Linked DNA regions of Homo sapiens: region 1 is linked to region 2. A link is a contact called in ENCODE Hi-C or POLR2A ChIA-PET data. All regions are on one chromosome and are shown on one strand. The core of a region is the stretch at or near the end of the contact, and the rest is flanking DNA. Distances in the headings are between cores, read along the strand shown.

The links. A loop is a pair of places that touch in the nucleus more often than their neighbours do. ChIA-PET counts read pairs that join two places held with the same protein, here RNA polymerase II (POLR2A). Pooled maps may share reads with other maps.
Region 1: a loop to region 2 is called in a map of endothelial cell of umbilical vein, with 2.9 times the contacts of the local background. The contact joins two enhancer-like sites. A Hi-C loop is called at or near these places in 6 of 168 maps with a recorded cell type or tissue (Calu3, MCF 10A, PC-3 and 3 more) and 4 of 50 pooled maps. POLR2A ChIA-PET finds 5 or more read pairs at or near these places in 3 of 52 experiments (A673, MCF 10A and WTC11).

What each region holds. Positions count from the first base shown.
Region 1 is chr4:19,773,037-19,778,805 of GRCh38, forward strand. All of the region lies in intron 2 of LOC105374511 (a long non-coding RNA gene), which reads left to right. Among named protein-coding and RNA genes, the nearest start is that of LINC02438, 320 kb to the left of the region's middle. RefSeq lists enhancers at 2,565-3,764, 3,101-3,270. Within about 2 kb of position 3,940, at least 3 of the 41 ENCODE cell types and tissues checked have a DNase peak (open chromatin) inside an H3K27ac peak, as active enhancers do; they include endothelial cell of umbilical vein, where a contact is called at or near this core.
Region 2 is chr4:19,735,806-19,741,353 of GRCh38, forward strand. The region is part of intron 2 of LOC105374511 (a long non-coding RNA gene); the gene reads left to right. Among named protein-coding and RNA genes, the nearest start is that of LINC02438, 280 kb to the left of the region's middle. Within about 2 kb of position 3,591, at least 9 of the 41 ENCODE cell types and tissues checked have a DNase peak (open chromatin) inside an H3K27ac peak, as active enhancers do; they include endothelial cell of umbilical vein, where a contact is called at or near this core.

The DNA of each region.
Region 1 (5,769 bases), core at 2,690-5,189, 38 kb after region 2:
TCGGGGCACTCAAGTCTCAAAGCAAATATGAGGTAAGAGTGTTACTTTTATACTGAGTAAATGGGGCACTGACAGCCCAAAGAGGCCATGTTGTTTCTTCAAACCAGAACTCTCTTCTAGCAGAAAGAAAGCAATGGCATTCCAAGAAACACAAAGTACCAAGAAATTATCATATTCTTTCTTATGCCATTCCTTCCTCACACTAGCCAACCACTTATGATGAAAATTATGACATAAAGAGAAACGAAAACACAGGGCACCCATAGTTCCTTTTTTTGAAAGTCTTTATCAGTGTGCTGAAGGTAGAGAGTGTTGGTAGAATGTGTATTTGTCAAAAAGTAAAATAAAAACAGTTGCATTAGTTTCGTGTAGCATTTCTACTGTTCTGATAAAAATGACATATATATGCATGTATGACCTACAAAATATATATTATGCAATATCAGTGATTCCACATGTGAAGTAAATGTTATTATATTTCAGTTAACACTGGCACTATATACTATAATTGACAAAAAATCTATGCTAATATTTTAAAATGTATTTTTTCTTTATTTAGAATGACAATAAGTCGCAAATAAAATACTATACATGTTGAGAGGGATATTGTGGAAAAAAGAAAAACGTTCTATATTCTAATACTTTTAGCTAAACTTTTTCTGCTGTTTAAACAAAGGATGTTGTGTTATTACTTACCCAATTATATAACTGACCCTAACTAGCCGTAAGTACTACCGAAAGACTCATACAATCAATACAACCCTCCAGATATGCTGGTCCTCTCTCTAGTGCTTTATCTTCGCATCTGTCATTCCTGCTTTCTCAAGGCCAACACTCAATTTTGAAATCAGACTAACTTGATTTATATGCTGCCTTCTATTTTTAAGTGTGTGACTTAACCTCTACATTTTCTTAGTTTTTACCTCCACATTTGTGAATGGGGCTTGCTAATACCTACTTTTTAGAGTACTGATGAGAATACAATATTTTCTAGGAAGTTAAAATAATATAATATGTGTAAAACTCCTGCTATAAATGGCTTCAGGGCCAGGCAGGTAGTAGAATGGTTTGGCACTTTAGCATCAGCCAGTACGTAATGTTGAGAATAAATAGAAAAGAAAAACGAAAGAAAGAAATAAAGAAAGAGTGAACGGACAAATGAACAAAAGAAAAAGGAAGGGGTAAAGGAAGGAAGGAAAAAAGGAAGAAAGGAAGGAAGGAAGGAAGGAAGGAAACAGGGAAAAAATACTGTAGTGGTAAGCCATGAGCAATGGAATACAAGCTTAAAAAAATACTTAAAGCATTGTGTTTAACCAAATATTTCTATCACAATGGCTACAATGTAAAAGACTGACAAGACCACAAGACCAAGGGTGGGCAACAGTGTGGACTGAACAGAACTCTCATACACCACTGTTGAAAATTATATAACTACACTGCAAAACAGTTTCTGGAAAAAAATTAAGAAATATGTTCATACAAAAGAAATGACAACATACGTCCACACAAGACTTGTGCACAATATTCATGTTAGCTTTATTATAGTAGACAATACCTACAGGCAACTCCAATGTGGTAGTGGAAAAATTTCCTCCATGAAAATGGGAATTAACGGCTGATATAGGCACAACCTGAATAAATCTTAAAAAACATTATACTGACTGATTAAAACTAGACATAAATTATGGCATGCTACATGATTCCATTTACGTAAAATTATAGAACTATCACTATAGAACTACATATGAAATACTTCATCTAGAAGTATATAGAATCATACAAAGCAGGAACAAAAAGGAATTTCAGTGGTTTCCAGGGGCCAGGGTTGGAGGGCAGGAGTAACCCCCTGGAGAATATGGGAATGTCCTGTCTCTTAGTCACTCTGTCAATTCTAAACAAATTTTAACTTTCAATTGCTGAAGTTTATTTTATGCACATTATATCTTAAGTTGATTCTAAAGTAAATAATTGGGTGAGAAAATAAAGGCCAGAGAGAGAACTCATGGACTTAGCCACACAGCAGACCAGCAGAGGGGCTGGAACAAATTCCCAACCGTCCTGCAATCCTCAGAATAAACAACAAAAACATTTTGTGGTGTTGTTGGTGGTCAAACAAACTATATTTTCAGAGGGTTCATCTCACAGGCTGGCAGTATGCAGTCTATGGTGTAGATAGTAAATGAATGCTTGGATCCCTTTTCCTACTCATCACAATTCCACTTCTACTACAACATCTTTATGTGAAAAATGGTTTATTTACAAGCCCCACTAGAACATTCACATCTTTGGTCAAAACTTCTTCGCCTTTTCCAGGTGGTTGGCCTACTTCTCTGGGATCCTGAAGTACTGGACTCATGCTGTTATTTGAGCTTTTATCACTGATACTGGAATTAGAAATGTAGAGTCTGAAGTTTGGCTGTACTACTTATTATTGTGTGACCTTGAATGAGTCATTGACACTTTGGATTTCATTTTTTTCTCTATCAAATGAAGAAAATAGGCTGGGCACGGTGGCTCATGTCTGTAATTCCAGTACTTTGGGAGGCCGAGGCAGGCAGATCATGAGGCCAGGAGATCAAGACCATCCTGGCTAACATGGTGAAACCCTGTATCTACTAAAAATACAAAAAATTAGCTGGGCATGGTGGCACACACCTGTAGTCCCAGCTACCCAGGAGGCGGAGGCAGGAGAATCACTCGAACCCGGGAGGCAGAGGTTGCAGTGAGACGAGATCGCGCCACTGCACTCCAGCCTGGGCGACAGAGTGAGATTCCGTCTCAAAAAAAGAAAAAAGAAAAGAAAATAATAACAATAATAATGATGCCACATTAGTTCTTGAGAGGTGACATTAGATATGAAAAGTGCTAGGAACAGTTCCCGGCACTTGGTAAACAGAAATCAGTACGTGTTACTTTTTTCATTTTCATCATAAGCATTGTTATTTTGGGCTGCATCTCCTCATGCCTATCTTTCCCATTATTCTAAAAGTCGCTCCTGGGACGTGAGGATGCCTTGCTCTTTCCATCCCCAGCACCTGAGCTGAAGTGGTCTGTAAGTGCATAATGAATAAGCGGGTGGGTGAGTCAGAAGCTGGGCATCTATTCACAGTTCCTTGTTACTTGATAGTGACTAATGTGAACCTAGTCACGCTGACCTTCACAAGTACTGAGGAAATATCTTTCTTCTTTTCTTTGGAAGCAGTGAAGCTTAACCTTCATTTGTTAGGCTCTCCGCCAAGAAGAAGGCACAAAAGAGTACTTTATCCAATTTATGAAGGCATAGTAAAAATAAAGGCTCCACAGAGTTCCTGAGGGCACGAGGCTCCTGCCGCTGAGGCGGTGGATAACCAACCTGGTAGATGCTCCACGACTCTACTCAATGCGTCACACCAAAGCACAGCATTAATGCAGAGAGAAACAGAGTGTGTGGATTCTGCATTCACCCTTTTCAAAGAACAGAATGAATCAGGAAAAAGCTATAGTTCATGCAGTGCCATTTTCAAAACATAGCAAATCCAGGTTAGGTTAGGAGAATAATGGATCCTAAGGGAAGTAGCAGTAAGTGATGTGTACCTGGAGGGGGAATAGTCTAAAGGAAAGTTGCTGCATTTCTCATCGTACATCCAAAGGATGTTCAAGATTTCAGTATTGCTTTGCTTGGAGGTTTATGCCTTTTCATTAATTTGTTCAATGACTTTATATTTTTTAAATATTAAAAAAACTATACCTATTGTAAAATGTGGAAAATATGTTATCAGAAATATAGATTACCCCAATTTAAAAATAAACACTTTAAATTTTGCTTTATATTCCTAAAGTTTCTGGTAAATTGATACTTATGTGGCAAGAAAAACATTAATCAAGGAATTCTCAGACTTCACATTTTCCTTTCCTGTTAAAAAGAATTCTGCCTGGGAGCACACATTTCTCTTCCATTTCTTGTGTTCAGCCTTCCAGAGAAAGTCCTTCTATCTCTAGATGAGCCCATTGGGCCTTAGGTTTTACTAATTAGGAAAAGTGGTAGGGCTAACAGAAGAAGCTTTGGTTTGGAGAAGGATAGATGTTGAAGAGAATATTCTGGAAGATGGATGTGAGAGAAAGCTGAGGAATGTGCAGAAAGAAAATGAAAGTGAAAGGGAGCTTTCAAAAAAGCATTGTTAGGTGGAATGACATATCTGTATGGTATTTGAGAAAAATATGGAAAGTATTGTCCATAAGAGTCATTGTAAATTATTTTTTGGTTGCCAGATTATGTTTTATTGACAAATAGTTTGGATTCATAACCCTTGCTGCGACAGAACTGGATCTCAGAGGTAACAACTTTTTAATGATATAAAAGAAGATATCAATGTGTATATAGAAAAAAACAGCATAAGTACAGGCACCGGTATAAATATAGATGGTATTGAGCTAGATATATATTCACTTAAGTATCAACTTCAATACAAGGAGATCTTGGATAGAATTAGAGGAGGAAATAAAAAGACAGAAAAGGAAACTTGACACCACATCATATTATTTTAAAAGACCTTTTCTCAGAGAATATAAAATAAACATGATTTTATATTAATAAATCTTTCAGCTATGATTTTTTTCATAAAATGATCAGACAGCCACACAAACCAGTTCAACTGAACAGAACTTCATTGTATTAACACACATAAGAAAATAAAAGAGGAGGCTGGGAGCGGTGGCTCACGCCTGTAATCCCAGCACTTTGGGAGTCTGAGGCGGGCAGATCAAGAGGTCAAGAGATCCAGACCATCCTGGCCAACATGGTGAAACCCTGTCTCTACTAAAAATACAAAAATAAGCTGGGTGTGGTGGTGCACACCTGTAGTCCCAGCTATTCAGGAGGCTGAGACAGGAGAATTGCTTGAACCTGGGAGGTGGAGGTTGCAGTGAGCCGAGATCACGCCACTGAACTCCAGACTGGCGACAGAGCAAGACTCTGAAAAAAAAAAAAAGAAAAAAGAAAAGAAAAGAGCAAAAACTCAACAATATATTTTTAAAGGAAGTCCAGTCCTCATTCATGGAGATTGAAAGTGGAGAGTCGTTGAGATTCTCAGCAGCTCTGGAATGTTAGCACACAGGCTCTGTGATATGGCACAAAAATACCCAGATAAGAGCTAATTATAAACCCACTGTCTTTTTTCTTTTCTTTCTTCCAATCAGCTGTGAAATCCTTCCATGTTCCTAGCTTGCATTTCTAAGAGAGGAAGAAACTGAATAATCTATAGATCTCATTGTTTTAGATGTTAACTATTACTTCAATTTGAGAACAGAGTGTCACACAAATTCATGACATGCGTAGCTGGCTAGCATGAGGATAAGTCATTGCTCTGGGCTGAGAGAACAAGGTTACAAGATAGTTGTATTATTTACATATCATACCTTTATTGCAACTGAAATTAGACAAAAGAAAGAGAAAGTTTTATTGGCTCATATAACTTGAGAGTTCATGGATAGTCAAGGTGCAGGTATGGCTAAATAAATGTGGTCAAATTATATTATTAGGAATATGTTTATCTTCATTTCCCAGTTCTGACTTTATTTGCTTTGCCATTATTCCCAATTAGGTTTTTCCCATGTAATAACAAAAATATCCATCATTTCTAAGAGTTTTTTGTTGGAGTCTTTAGGTTTTTCTATACATAACATTATGCCTGCAACAGAGATAATTTGACTTCCTTTTTTCCAATGCATATGCCCTTTATTTTCTTCTTTTGTCTAATTGTTCTAAAACTTCCAATTCTATGTTGAATAAGA
Region 2 (5,548 bases), core at 2,341-4,840:
ACCTACTTAGCCTCTCTATAAATATTCTATGTATTCATTAAGTAGGAATAATATTAGCTAACTCACTGGGTTGTCTAAGAATACAATTTGAGGCCAGGCACAGTGGCTCATGCCTGTAATCCCAGCACTTTGGGAGGCCGAGGCAGGAGGATCACTTGAGGCTAGAAGTTTGAGACCAGCCTGGCAACATGGTGAAACTCCAAGAACCTGTCTACTAAAAGTACAAAAATTAGCCAGGTGTGGTGATGCATGCCTGTAATCTCAGCTACTTGGGACGCTGAGGCATGAGAATCACTTGAACCTGGGAGGCAGAGGTTGCAGTGAGCCAAGTTTGCACCACTGCACTCCAGCCTAGGTGACACAGCACAGTGAGACTGTCTCCAAAAAATTAAAAAAACAAAAAGAAAAAAACAGGCCTGGAATGGTGGCTCACACCTGTAATTCTAGCACTTTGGGAGGCTGAGGTGAGCAGACCCCTTGAGCCCAACAGTTCTAGATTAGCCTGGGCAACACGATGAAAACCTGTGATATGATTTGGCTGTGTCCCTACCCAAATCTTGAATTGTAGCTCCCATAATTCCTACGTGTTCTGGGAAGGACCCGGTGAGAGGTAATTGATTCATGGGGGCGGATCTTTCCTGTACTGTCCTAGTGATAATGAATACATCTCACTAGATCTGATGGTTTTATAAAGGGGAGTTCTCCTACACAAGCTCTCTCACCTGCTGCCATGTAAGACGTGACTTGGCTCCTCAATTTGCCTTCAGCCATGATTGTGAGGCCCCCCAAGCCATGTAGAACTGTGAGTAAATTGAACTTCTTTTCTTTATAAATTACCAAGTCTCAGGTAGGTCTTTATTAGAAGTGTAAGAACGAACTAATACACCCTGTCTCTACTAAAAAATAAAAGATTTAGCTAGGTGTGGTGGTGCATGTCTGTAGTCCTAGCTACTCAGGAGGCTAAGGAGGGAGGATCACTTAAGCCTGGGAGGTAGAGGCTACAGTGAGCCTTGATGGCACCACTGCACTCCAGCCTGAGTGACAGAATGAGACCTTATCTCAAAAAAAAAAGTTAGATTAAGAAAGTTTGCACATGTAAAATACTTAGAATCATGCTTTAGTATTGTGCAAATAGTAAATGATCCGTAAATGTTAGTTTTATAACTTATTACAGTGAACATTTTTACCAGGGCCTCCAACTTAGTCATTAGAGGAGATAATTTGGAATAAAGACCCTTTGCTAGTCCTCCGCAAAGCTGTCTTTATAAAAAAAACAAAACAAAACCAAAAAACCCTGGATCCTGTGATTGGAGGCAAGAAGTCCTGTTGATGTGTGGATCTGAATAGAGATTTTCAGAAAAAGATTGTTATCTTGTGATGCCTGCTAGTAATACTCATCTGGACATTGCAGAATTGTGGAGAGAAATACAAATTATGGATCACAGACAGAGATTTTAGCCAAGCTCTAAAGAACAGCTTACCATTATCAACTGCTTAGTTTGAAATAGTTACTCTTAAAAGCACTTCATGGCAATTAAATTGTTTCATACTCACAATATGGCCCTGGTAGTTTTAGTATTTTAAACATTTTGTGGAAGTTGTCAGAGTCAAAATAAATTCACTTGTGTTAACAGCAATACAAAACAAAAACCCAAAAAACAGAGCCAGAGAAGGCCATGAAGGATTATCATGCATGAATGCCTAGTAACAAAAACAATCACAAAAGACTACAAAAACCACAACCTTGCACAAAGGCCATCACTACCTTACACACCAAAAAACTGCTCAGCAACTGCTAGTCCAACTTTGGACTGATGCCACCTTTTTTTTTGTTCCTTGCCACCAAGGATAATTATCTCAAAACAATTAGGTAATACTCTATTTTTCCTGAAAAAACCTTTGTTTTCCTTTACCTCCCTGAATACACACATAGTTTACTATGACACCAGTGTTCCCATTGTAACACCTATTCCCAAATAAACAACATTTTCTTTGAGAAATTCTCGCTCTTCATTATTTAGATCAATGATTTCATAAATTAGAGAATGCAGGCATAAAGAAGTAAAAGGAATTACTTAAGTTCTCACAGATAGAGGCAGAACCAGGCTTCTAACTTAGAGAGATGGAACCAGGCTTTAACACCTAGATTCTGCTGCTTCTCTTTGCTTGCCAGTCCAATTAAAATCAATAAAAATCCAGAAAAATGTATGTACCATCATGCTCTCATAGAGATGTTAGATGCTGAAAAATATGAATCACATTCCTTATGTAGAAAACATAAAACTGCTATTCTGAAAAGAAAGCTAAGACATTATAATACATTTATGCAATATCCAGAAGAAAAATTTGAGAACAGGAGAAAGACATTTCACATTCTGAAGAGATAAATTCCAAATTGTTAACAGATAATAGGTAATCACAAATGAAAAGGTATGAGAATAAGTGCTCACTAAATGAAATACTGATATTGCATTGCTACAGTGTGGATCACTTTGGTTGTTTCACTGATAGAAAACTGGATTTTAGAACTCTCTTGGATTTTTAGGCTAATCATTTATCTAAAGTACAGACATAGTCTGGATTGATAATTAAAAAACAGAGACATTCGAACTTTAATATAAGCAAGAACTATATAATGACCATATTTATCCAAATCCTGGTTAGTGTCTGGGAGTTAATGAGCCAAAGTTTCTAAGAGTATGCAAGCTAGGCTAGATGACCCTTTGATAAGAGTATTACAGACCTAGAGGTGGATAGACTGTTTAGCCAACTAACCTGTAGATTGCCTTATAAACCAGAAAGTCAGGGAAATAATTAATTTCCTCATTCATCAAACCTCTATTGAGTATCTATGTATTCAGTTCTATATTTTCCTTAGTAGAAAAATAAGACGTGGCCCTTTTTGGAAGATCATGCCATCATTATAAATACAATATCTAGTGACACTAAAATTTTTCTCCCTGATTTGTGCATACCCTTAAACATCTAACAAAAACAAATAAATTATTGTGTTAACTTTTGTTTTTAGCAGAGTTAGGTGGGAGGAGATAAGTTTCACAGAAATTAAATGAGTCTAGTTCAAAATAGAAAAAAAAAACTATGAATCCTTAAAGATATGAACTCAATGCCAGCGGAAAAAGAGAAGAAAATGTATTAAGAATGTGACATCCACAATTCTGCTGCCAAACACGTGTGTGCATGAAGGAGGGCACAGACACTCTCACCTGGGCCTGAGGACTGAGGCTGCTATCTAAAACAGGGATCCATCTGCCTGTGAACAATGTCATCCCACTGTGTTTCTCTGACACTTCATTGACTGTGTAATGGCATTTGATATCGCTAAAACCTGGTTGTTGTGGAAGCACTGGTGCATTACAGCAGAGAGATGCATTGTGTATGATGAGTCATGCCCCACAAATTTGTGCTCAGTCTCTGTACGGTAAGAAAAAACATAACAAGATCAAGTAACAGAGAACTGGGGAGGGAGAAAGTTCTCATTGCAGGCACAAGTACACCGCCACTTTGTGCAAGGTAAAGAGGGCTTACACACACTCAGTTTTCCACAGAGTTCTAGTAACTTTCAATAGTACAAATCCTGGATCCGATGTTAGTCGAATAATAATTCCAATGGAGGAAAAAATACTTTTCATCTGTGAGTCGCTTTTCAGAAGGGATAATGTCTAAACCTTGTTAGCCTCTTCCTGGTTACCCTGAGGTTTGGATGTTTGCCAAGAAGGAAGTAGAAGAATAAACATGACCAAGGCAAAGAGTTCGATGAGAAACCCTCAGAATTTTTGGAGAGAGAAGAGGAAAAACAATCTGAAACATGAGTATATCCAGAAAATCAGTTCATTTATGTAACCCAAGATGATTGGCAGATATTTTCTGGCTTTCATGAGTCAATCCTCAAACAAGAAAATGGACACACCTCAAGGGAAAAAAAAATCCTTGAAAGAAAATGTATATGTGACCTTCTTTACCCTCCCATTATTTTTAAAGGGAAAAACCATTACCTGAGACCACTGTCATGGTTTGACAAAGCAAATCTGCTTAACACTCTTCAAATTCTGTTTTCTATAGAGTGAGATACCAGCATCTTTCCAGGACATCTGTGAATCCTCTAAGATCTGGCCCCAGCCTCTTTTCCGTACTTCTTTCCTTCCAAAATTTCCTTCCATCTCCCCTACACTTCAGCCATATCCCTCTATGCAGGGTGCTCAAAGGAGCCTTTTCACATTTTCTCCTTTGGCACATGCTCACCTCTGAATGGCATGCCTTCCACACCTCACCCACTTGGCAAAATCTTCTCTTCTCTCAAAGCACAACTCGAATAGTCCCTCTTTATGGAAAGACATCCATGGGCAGCACCTACTCCATTTCACTTTATCGCGCACTCCACTTTTTTCACCATTTAATAAAAGCAAAGCTTTTTTTGCATTTACTTTGGACCAGTCAAAATTACAAGACCCTTTTAATATATTAACTCACTTAATCCTAGCAACAACCCTATGGAGGAGGTACTAACAGTATCTCCATTTTACAGGTAAGGAGACTGAGGCACAGAGAGTATAAATAATTTTCCAAAAATTGCATCACATGTACAAAATAGAGCTGGAATTTGAACTCAGTATATGCTGACTAACTAGTTCTTTGGTTTATATCCCAGTCATATATTCCATCATACTTGATTTCAAATATTTGTTGACTATTGTCTGTAGTTAAGTGTGAGTGTCTTGAGGGCAGGGTCTGAGCTACATTATGTGTATGTTGAACATCTTTTGCAGAGACTGCAGATAGCAGGTACTGGATAATAAATAATCAGTAAACCAGCAAAGCAAGCAAGAGTAGAAGGAGTATTATATAGGTTTTGAAGTAAATAATTAAAGATGACAAATCACCCTAGAAATAGCATTTTCTGATTTGAAAACTGTTCCAATTTTGGGTTTGTGCATGCATTTTTCCCAAGTAAGGCAGAGGGCATGGTAAATGACATAACAGAATTAAGGAGGGAGCAAAGAGAAATGGAAAATAGTGATGATCTAAGAAGAGTAGGGAGAGACTCCCAGATTCAGAGAAAGACTGAATTCAGAACACACTGCTAGCCTGGAGAAGACAGAGAGTATCCCAGCGCTGGCTACAAGCTCATCTCTGTCTGATGTTAGGCTCTGATAACCACAGGTTTCAGGCAAAGGGAAGTACTGGGAGGGTTTTGTTTGAATGAGCTGATTTGCAGGTAGTCCATAGTCGTTTGGATTGAAGGAGAAGACCAATGATTCTCTCCCTTGGGGGAGGCAAGGAAACCTTGATGACTACGTCAGGCCTCTGCCTGGCCATGAGGACTAGATCCAAGCCATAAGGAGAGGAGGCTCCAATAGTCCTTTTACAGAGGACACTTTAAGATACTTAATACAAATATATGCTGCTTCAGGGCAGGGGTGATAACCACTCAAATGGACAGAAGACTATTCTCCCCATTTAGTTGAAAATTAGAGTTTTACATCTGCCATTTAAGACCTGCAGGACATTGGCAATGTGTGCATTGGAGGCA